3 separate regions of the Homo sapiens genome follow, and regions 1 and 2 are each linked to region 3. A link is a contact called in ENCODE Hi-C or POLR2A ChIA-PET data. All regions are on one chromosome and are shown on one strand. The core of a region is the stretch at or near the end of the contact, and the rest is flanking DNA. Distances in the headings are between cores, read along the strand shown. Region 1 holds the start of PDIA5 (protein disulfide isomerase family A member 5). Region 2 overlaps SEMA5B (semaphorin 5B). Region 3 holds the start of PARP14 (poly(ADP-ribose) polymerase family member 14).

Region 1 (2,973 bases), core at 329-2,828, 390 kb before region 3:
CCTCCTACTCAGCCCAAGTGCAAAGACCGATGGGGGGCGTTTCAGGAGATAGCTCCCTCCTCCTGGCCCAGAGACCCGCCCAGACCAACTGGCTCCAGGGAACTGATGGCAAACCAGCATTCAACAAACCCAGACGCAATTAAGTGACACTGCCCCACTCCAGCCTGGTTCTCCCCAAGAGGGAGAACACAGACCGAAGAGAACAGGGGGCTTCTTTCCCCACCCACTTCCAACCAGAGAGTACCAGGCCACTCCTCACTGGTGATCCAAAAGGCCAGGGTATTGGGAGATGGAAGTGTTTCAAGCAACTCAACCCACACTTTTCTCCTCCCATTTGCCCAGTGTCCTTGCCACACCCAAATGGAAAAGAACGGGAAAATCTGGGTTGGGGGGAGGGTGCCAGGAACAGGAAGTTCCCTGGAACTTCAGGGGAAAAGGACCAGGATGGTCCTAAAATAAGGGAGCGCATAAGTTATGGAAAAGATGGGGAAGGAGGCCACAATATCTCATCACACACCCACAGCGAAACGAAGGCCAAACCCCAGACCTGGGCCGGCAGGCACACCCATTCCGACCTCTCTCAGGGATGCCTGGAGTCCCCCCCACCAAGTGTAGCAAACTACTCTTGGAGTCCACTCCTTTTCCACTTTTGTAAGATTTTGCAGTTTACACAGCTTCCTCCACTGAGACCTCATCCGACTCTCAGAACCACCCTATGGGGGTAGCTTTGCCTTTCTATATCATGCATGAGGAAACTAGCTCAGATACATTAAATGAACCGCCGCGTCACACAGCTAGAAAGTGGCTGAGGCTCGAGCCCGCCTCAGTTGGGTGTAGGAGCAGCTCCTCCGCCGGGGCGGGCTACGTCGACCCCACCCAGCCCACCGAGCCTGGCCTGTGGGCGGAGGCCCAGGTGGTGGCCCGCAGTTTCCCAGACGCCTGGGGCCGAAGCCAAGAACAAGGTGGCCCTAAACCAAGGTTTCCGGCAGTGCAGGTAGTAAGCACCCCCATCCCACCCCGCACTCACACAGGTGCAGGGCTCGGAGTCTGGAGCGGAGCTCACCCCGCAGCCCGCCGGCGTCCTGCCCGACCGGCTGTGCCCCGACCTGCATCCCCGCAAAGTTGTGGCCGTGGCGTAAGCACCCTGCCAGGGATCTCCCGGCGCCCCACAGCTGCCTCCTGCCCCTGCGTCCGGGAGCGCTTGGCGGCGAGGGCACCGGGACGCCCGCTGTCTCCCGCGTAGCACCCAGTGCCCGCCTGCCTGGCATGCACGCCCTCATCCCGGTGCCCCGGGGCAGCTCCCCGCACGTTCCGCAGAGGGCTGGAGCAGAGAGCGCAGAAGGGCACGCGGGACACACGTGCTGGCCCGGCCCGGATCCCTGCCCCACAGTCTCACCCAGATTGCCAGCAGCAGCCACGCCGGCCCGGCCCGCGCCATCCCAGCAGCGCTGCCCACCGCTGGCTCCTTTCTCCACTCCGGCGCCCGCTCCCGCCCGCCCGCCTGCTAGCTCCACCGCGGCCAACCACCACGGCCACTTCCCAGCCGCTCCCCGCCTCCGAGTTCCCGGTGCCACGTCTGCCAAAGCATGCGCAGCAGCTGGGGAGAGGCGGCCGGGAAGAAGTGCTCGCTGGGAGTTGTAGTCTGCAGCCTGGCTCAGCTGGGGGCTGCGGGTGCGGACTGGGCTCCGAGGCCACGTGGCAGCGAGTGAAGTGCGAAAAGGCAAGGTCAGGGAGTAAGGGAAGGCAATTAATGAGCGGGGGCTTACTCTGTGCCTGGAGCTTCAGAAACAGTATCTCACGCAGCTCACAGAAATTAGGTTTTATTTTCTCCACTTTGAGGATTAGGAGGCAGCGCAGGGAATTTAAGTACGTTGATCCAGATCACACAGCCGGTAAATGGCAGAGTCCAGGGCTGCCTGTGAAGGACAGGAAAAGCCCTCATCCCTGCCTCCCAGACTCCCTCCTGCTTATTCTATTTAACTTCAGTAAAACATTATTGAGCTGTTGGAAAACAATCTGGTGGTTCCTCAAAAAGTTAAACATAGATTACTATATGACCAGCAATTCCACCCTTAGGCTAATACCCAAAAGAATTGAAAACAGGTATTCAGACAAATGCACGTACACCAGTGTTCACAGCAACACTATTTACAATAACCAAAAGGTAGAAACAACTCTAACGTCTGTCAAAGGATGAATGGGTAAACAAAGTGTGATACATCCATCTAATGGAATGTTATTTAGCCATTAAAAGGAATAAAGTGGCCCAGCAGGGCAGCTCATGACTGTAATCCCAACACTTTGGAAAGCTGAGGCAGCAGAATCGTGTAAGACTAGGAGTTTGAAACCAGCCTGGGCAACATAGCAAGACCTCATCTCTGCTAAAAATAAAAATAAAATAAAATAAAATAGCTGGTGTGGTGGCAAGGGACTGTAGTTCCAACTACTTGGGAGGCTAAGGCGGGAGGATTGCTTGAACCTGGGATATGGAGACTGCAGTGAGCCAAGATCATGCCACTGCACCCCAGCCTAGGCCACAGGGTGAGACCCTGTCTCAAAAAAAAAAAAAAAAAAAAAGGTGGGGGGGAGAGAATAAAATGCTAATACATTCTACAATGAATGAATCTCAGAAATGTATGCTAATGAAAGAAGCCAGACACAAAAAGTCACATATGATGTGATTACATCTTATGAAATATTTAGAATAGGTAAATCCACAGAGACAGAAAGCATAGTAGTGGGGGTGGGGAGGAAGGAATGGGGAATGACTGCTTAATGAGTATAGGGACTCCTTTGGGAGTGATAAAACATTTTGGAACTAGATGGAGATGATGGTTCCACAACATTGTGAAGGTACTAAATGCCACTAAACTGTACACTTTAAAATGGTTAATTGATGTTATGTGAATTTTACCTGAGTAAAAATTTTCAAAAGAAAAAAACTCTTTATTGAACCCATTCCCTGTGCTAAAG
Region 2 (2,976 bases), core at 348-2,847, 260 kb before region 3:
TTAGGTGTGGATGAGCTGGGTTCCTGTCCTGGGGGATCTTGACCTTGGAGCCTCAGTTTCCTCATCTGTAAAGTCTGGGTTACAGTCTCTGTGCCACCAGTCTCACAGGGCTGCTGTGAAGCTGGGCCTGAAAGCATTTTTCTTTTAATTTTTTAATTTTTAAATTAACTATTTTGTCTTATGGTAGGACATTCAAAAGGTACAAAGGAGTATATGGTGAAAAGCAGGGCCACCCCCTCAAACAAGCAGGACCCCTGACTGAAGGTTCACCTAGTGGTGAGGTTCCTGACTGTGCCCCCAGAGGGAGTCTGTCCATATGCAACTATACAGGAGGATGGACTTTATTTTCCCAGCAAAGAGAGTAATTGTTTTACTCTCTATTTTGAGATGACTGTCGATTTACACACAGTTGTAAGAAATAATAGAGATCCCATATACCCTTCACCCAGTTTCCCCCAAGGCTAACATCTTGCATAACTGTAGGACAACATTAAAATCAGGAAACTGGCCTTGATGTGATCCTTCAACCTAATTCTGATTTCACTAGTTTTACATGTGTACTTCAACAAACCCAAATGGTAGCATCCGAAGACTCTACTCTGAACCTTGTGAAAGCATTTCAAAAGCTGCCATTTATTCCGCACCGGCCATGTGCCAGGCACTATTTTATATGTCATATATGTAGTAAGTCAGTTACTGCATGTAGTAAAGGTAGTAAATCACACATGTATTTAATCTAATACATGTAGTAAATCATGCCTGCAGTAAATCATTGAATCTTCACAAGTGGGTGAACCCAGGAAGTGGGTTCTATGTACCCCCATTTTATGGACCAGGAAACTGAAGCTCAGAGAGGTTATGTTACCCTGTGACTGTGGTCACACTGTTCTTCCTCATCCGCTCTGCGGCTTCCCCAGAAGGTGGTTATGTTTTCTGTCTGGAGGCTTCCCACACAAAGATGGAGGGACACTTTTTCCTGCATCCTTGAGCCTGGCTATGCCCTCAGATGGACAGGGAAACTCAATTCTAGACCTGGTCCCTTAGGCTTCTTAGAGCCAATGTAGTGGGTCTTTGGCCACTTTCTTTTCCTGTCTCCAGCTCATTTTCCTTCCTCCTTTTCTTCTGCCTGACATTGTCTTCCCTTCTTCTTGACCCCTGGATCTCTGGAATTCAGGCTAGGGAAATTTTTTATTCATTTATAACCCTCCCTTGTTCCGAAAGGGATTTAGGGTGGGTCAGGCTACAGAGATTTCTCTCTGTTCTCATATTCCAGCTCCCAGGAGAGTTGACTGCGATGTTGTGATGAATGATTTTTGATGGGATAAAAATGAATAAAGTGATGCAATGTTTCCCCTAATTTGTTAAAGCTGTGAGCAGATGCCTGTGTTACCTAAGCAGGCAGCTGGGGCACAGCCATAAGCTGGAGCTTATCTGTTCCCAGGCCAGGAGGGTGGGATAGGGAGAGCTCTGCTAAGGACTTGGGGAGGGGGTTGGAGAAGGACAGCAGAGGCCTGGAGCCAAGGTCACCTGGGAGGCCCGCCCAGCCCCAGGACAGCAAAGAAGATGAGTGGGGCCTGGGCCTGGAGCCAGAGCTGGGAAGAGAAGCCTCCTGGCCTGCGGCATCTCCTTCCGGCTCTGGATTCCTTCAGCAGGGGCCCTCTTTCTCTTCCGGTCCCACTCCACAGCCTTTCCCCTCATTTCCCTCCTCAGCTGAGGTAGGCCAGAACTTTCTAAAATCTTTGTTCCTAAAAAGTTTAGGAACCAAAATAGGAATAGCCCAAAGAAGACAGAAGAACCAAAGAAAGAAAATTGGTGGGGGAAATCAAGACTTTGCATCTGTTCAGCATGAACAGAGCCTTTAAATGTGCATCACACCATTCCTCTGTCTCCACAGTCCTGTGAAATAAGAAAGATAGCCATTCACTTCCCCATTGTACAGATGCAGGCACTGAGACTCTCAGAAGGTGGCAGGTGGCTGAGCTGGAATTCTCCCTGTCTGTGCATGGTGGCCTTCTGACTCCAGCATCCATGCAAACAAATTTCAGCAGCAGCTGACACTTATGATACTCAATAAGTGTCTGATATCATTATTACTACTAGTAGTATCCTCTTTGTTACTGAAGGTGAAAACTGTTTGAGGTTGATAAGTCTGGAAGCCCTGTGCAGGCTGGACTGTGGGGAGAGGGATGGTGAGGTGGTGGATGGGGTCGTTTGGGTTAGAGGAGAGAGGGTGGTCCAGAAAGGTGGCCACAGAAAGGTCAGACCTGGAGTCACTGACTGCTGGAGAGACTGCAGGAGATGAACAAACAAATCGGACTCAGGACCCCGGGATGTGGAGCCAGGAGAGATGGCTGGCCTGTGTGAGAAGGGGTGAGTCAGGGTGGAGGGCCAGAGTAGGAGGAAGCTGGCTGTCTGCATCTCTGTAAGAGTGCTGTGAGGCTTTACATTTAACAGCCTCCATGGTTGGAAAAGGTGGGGTCAAGGGGTTCCTCCCAGGGCTAGCTGAGTTGGCTGGGAGCAGAGACAGCATGGAACTTGGAGGAAAGTCTGGGTTTCAATCCTAACTCCTTCACTTACTATCTTGGTGACTTGGGCCATTTACCCACCTTGCTTCTTCATCTGTAACTTGGAGCTTCCTGGATTTCCTCCCAGGGTTGTGTGAAGATTAAGTGAGCAAATGGAGGTAAAGCTCTCCTTAGGGGTTGACCCTAGGCAATCAGCACCCAGTCCTGGCGTCCCAGGAGGCCCAAGCCAGGAGGCTGCTCCCTGGGTCCTGCCTGCAGAACCAGCGTCACTTAGGATGTCTGTTTCCATTTTCACAGGAACTACCTCTTCAGACTCAGCCTTGCCAATGTCTCTCTTCTTCAGGTACGATTGCTTTCTTCCCTTCCCTTCCTATAATTTCCCCTATTCCAGAGCCCAAGGCAGGGCAACGCAAGTGGCGCCATTCAGAATTCAGCCCCTAAAGTTGAAAAC
Region 3 (3,409 bases), core at 354-2,853:
GCTTCCCACCCACCCCACATTCACTGAACCTGAATCTCTAAAACAGAGCTGGGAAGGTGCCTGGTTAACCTGCTCTCCAGGTGATTCAGATGCAGGTCAGACCTACTTCTAAGGATAATGGAATCTAAAGGAGAAAGAAGCATCCTTAAGGGCCAGATCGATGGTGATGCTGACCTCTGAAGTCAAAGTGGGGAAAACCCTCAAGGAAAAGTGACACCCAAAAGAGAAATGACTAATATCACACAGTTGCCCTTCTGAGCACTCCTTGGTAAAATTAATCCTAGGAAAACATGGTATTTTGTTTTCATAAGGGCCATGAGCCAAGCATATCTCCTGTCCCCCTCCTTCCTTCCTTCTGTGCGCCATTCTTTTTCTGTTTCATTTTTCCTTTTTGGATCCCTGCTTGGGCACTCTAATTGCATGGCCTCAGCCTCAGCCTCCTTGCCTCTCCTCTGGCCCGAATGCTTCTCCAAATCTAGCGACATGAAAGCGGAATTAGGGGTTGACTAGATCCCGATAGGTCATCATCCATAAGATGCCAGTGGAAAAGGTGCCCATTCTGGGAGCTGCAGGTCACTGGCTTCCCATTGCAGACCAGGGAGGCCCTTGAGCCAGCAGATCACCTCTGGGCTCTTGGCCCACCAAGTAGTGGTGGGTCTGTAAGGAGGGAACTTTGCCGACTTTCCCTCCAAAGCTCAAATCTCCCAACCCACAATCACTTCAGAATATCATCCTTGCTCCCAATCTGAGGGCCACTAGAGACTCGGAGAAGAGGCCCCGGCAGGCCCTCGACAATGGGCACCTGTGGTCGATCGACAGCCCCTCCAATGTGGCCGCTGTGACGGCTCTACGTTGACATTCAGGCAGTGTGATTTTAGGTAGCGCCTCTGCCCCTCTCCCAAGTGACCCCGGGACCCCTGGGAATCTCCAAGAACCACAAGGAATCTCTGTGACTTGCCACGTTTCTTAATCAGTTTCCTTCCCCACACAAGAATAATAACAACAGGAAAAGACAGAAAAGGATGATAAGAGGATAGACTCACTTCCACAACAACAACAACAAACAATAACACCACCACAACAGGGAAAGACAGAAAACGATCGAGGGATAAAGAGTTACTTGCGCGGTTCCGCCGCCACCTCCGGGCCGCGCCATTAAGCGCCTGGAAGCGCAGGGCGCCGGGGAACCGCAGCGCCCCGGGTGCGCTCGGAATCCATTCTGCCGCCCCCGCCCCCGCCCCCGCCCCGGCCACCTCCGCTACAGCAGCCGCCGAAGTCGGGCGGGTCACCCTCCCGTGCGTGCCCTGCCGCCATTTCCCTGGAGGGAGGGCAGAGGTGCCCCCTCCTCACCCCACCCCTCGCGCCCCTCACCGTCCTCCGGGTAGAAGAACACCAGGAAGCGGGATGGGCTCCTGGGATCCTGGCGGACCTCACACTCGCCGCCTCCCGACCTCTTCGGGCTCTGGAAGTACATCTGCAACTTGGTGTTCAAGTTCTTCGGGGGGTCGGGGCCCCAGGAGCCCTCGACCAGCAGCGGGAAGGAGCCGGGCACAGCCATCCTCAGCTCCGCTCTCCGCCGGACTGCAGGGGCCGCGCCAACTCCGGGCCGCTAACTTTGACTCTTTCGCTTTCGTTTCCTGGAAAACTCCCAGGCCTTGGTTTCCTTTTGCCTTCAGCCTAACACAGCGGACCCAGGAATGGCAGAGTCATCCCCCGCCCACCTCCCCACCTTCGCATTCGGCCCACAGCCAAGGCCAAAGTAACCCTTTGGGGCTGGCCAGCGGCGCCCCGGGAAGGCGGCCTCAGTTCACCTGTGCTCCACGGGCTCCCACACCCCCTCCTAACTCCGGGCCCCCTACCTGCCGCTCGCCCCAACCGCAGATCAAGTCGGCAGCTTTGGGGCACCAGACCTTGCCCAAACGCAAAGATCATTTAATTTTTGCCGCAAGCCGACCCTTTACAAAAGAATAAAATGACTCACAAACTGTGGCCCCTTTAGAATGTTTGCTGCCTATTTGGGGACTTTTTCAGCAATCATTGTGATTATCAGAATTTTACGTTGCTTTCCCTGTTTTGCTTTCTGTTCCTTGATCTGTTAATACTACATGTCTAGAAATGTGGGGGAAACAATTACACTCACAGTTTTTTTTGTGGAATATTTACTAGGCGCCATGCACTCACTCACTGAACCCTCGCTGAGCTCACGGAGCTATGGTGAACACAGTGGGCAATAGGTGCTCTGGGAAAGAATATACTTGTGTTCCTGGAACAGATGAGGAGTGGCTCCTAGTCCAGCTGTGGCGGCTCAGGGAGGGTTTATAGGGCGGTGACATGTAACCTGATAACCCCAGGATATCAGGGGATAGCCTTGGAGGGTTAGGAAGTGGGGTTCCACGGTGTGATTCACATGTACAGGATCACTCCGGCTGCTGCGTGGTGGCTAGAGTGGAGGCAGAGAGATCAGCCAAGTGGCTACCATAGTGTCCTAAGTGAGAGACAAGGGTGGCTGAGACTGGGGTGCTGGCAGAGAAGAACTGAGAAAACGAGGATTCTCAATTAATAGTGAAAGCAGGACTTGCTGAAGAATGTGAGCCTTGAGAGAAGGAGAAGCTCAAGGATGACTCCATGGTCAGCCATGGATGGCCCGTGCAAGTGGCTGGATAATAGTGGCATCTGCAAGAGGGGAGGCCGAGTGATGGGAGAGAAGCTGGGGCTGTGTGTTTCCTTGACCCCAAATAAAGCAGTGTTGCAAGTCGAGGGGGGCGGGGGGATTATCATTCCAGTGCTACCGATACCTCAGGTCAGAGAAGTGTCTGCTGGACTGCTGAGGAGCGGCAAGCATAGTCTCCTGGTGAGGAGGGAGGAGAGGGAGATGGCAGCTACTGAAGACTGAAAGGGAGGGAAGGAAGTGGAAGCAGAGAGCGTAACACGCTCTTTGCAGAAATGTGACCGTGAAGGGGAAGAAGGAGCCAGGCAGTAGGTTGTGGGGTTACAGGATCGGGCTGAATTTCAGAATGAAGAGAACCAGAGATGGGCCAAATGGTTTACCTGGCTTTTATTTCGGCTCTGTAATAATCCTAAACAGTACACAGATATTTTCTCCTGCCTCCAGCTTGCTACCTGCAGATGGCGCTCATCATCTGATCCAAAACTGCTCTGGACCCCCGCATGCGGAAGACGGGAGGACAAGCGCCCTCAGCCAGACTTGGTGACTGTTTCTCCCCAGGGCCTTTACATCTCATCCCAAACCACAACTAAAATCAGCACTCCTCCTCTCCCACTCTCCCCTGAGTTTGGGGTTCCAGAACTCAGCAAAAAGTTTCCCTTTTTCCTCACATAATTATTGTATAAGAAATAAAGTCAGAGGCATTTCTGGATTACTTTCGAGGATTTATTTAATTATCGACAA

The links. A loop is a pair of places that touch in the nucleus more often than their neighbours do. ChIA-PET counts read pairs that join two places held with the same protein, here RNA polymerase II (POLR2A). Pooled maps may share reads with other maps.
Region 1: a loop to region 3 is called in a pooled map, with 4 times the contacts of the local background. The contact joins the promoter of PDIA5 here to the promoter of PARP14 in region 3. A Hi-C loop is called at or near these places in 4 of 50 pooled maps. POLR2A ChIA-PET finds 5 or more read pairs at or near these places in 2 of 52 experiments (H1 and PC-9).
Region 2: a map of PC-9 shows a loop between it and region 3 (7-fold over the local background). The contact joins the enhancer-like site here to the promoter of PARP14 in region 3. A Hi-C loop is called at or near these places in 1 of 168 maps with a recorded cell type or tissue (PC-9) and 4 of 50 pooled maps. POLR2A ChIA-PET finds 5 or more read pairs at or near these places in 1 of 52 experiments (activated CD8-positive, alpha-beta memory T cell).

Annotation. Positions count from the first base shown.
Region 1 is chr3:123,065,630-123,068,602 of GRCh38, reverse strand. PDIA5 (protein disulfide isomerase family A member 5) reads right to left here and starts at 1,578. Exons shown (of 17, transcript NM_006810.4): 1 at 1,397-1,578. The coding sequence starts at 1,438. RefSeq lists a silencer at 1,284-1,523.
Region 2 is chr3:122,939,317-122,942,292 of GRCh38, reverse strand. It overlaps SEMA5B (semaphorin 5B), which reads left to right. Exons shown (of 23, transcript NM_001031702.4): 5 at 2,823-2,868. Among named protein-coding and RNA genes, the nearest start is that of LINC02035, 54 kb to the right of the region's middle. Within about 2 kb of position 1,597, at least 4 of the 41 ENCODE cell types and tissues checked have a DNase peak (open chromatin) inside an H3K27ac peak, as active enhancers do.
Region 3 is chr3:122,679,033-122,682,441 of GRCh38, reverse strand. PARP14 (poly(ADP-ribose) polymerase family member 14) reads right to left here and starts at 1,603. Exons shown (of 17, transcript NM_017554.3): 1 at 1,372-1,603. The coding sequence starts at 1,558. RefSeq lists enhancers at 865-954, 1,496-1,895, 1,320-2,092, 2,496-2,615 and a silencer at 1,206-1,255.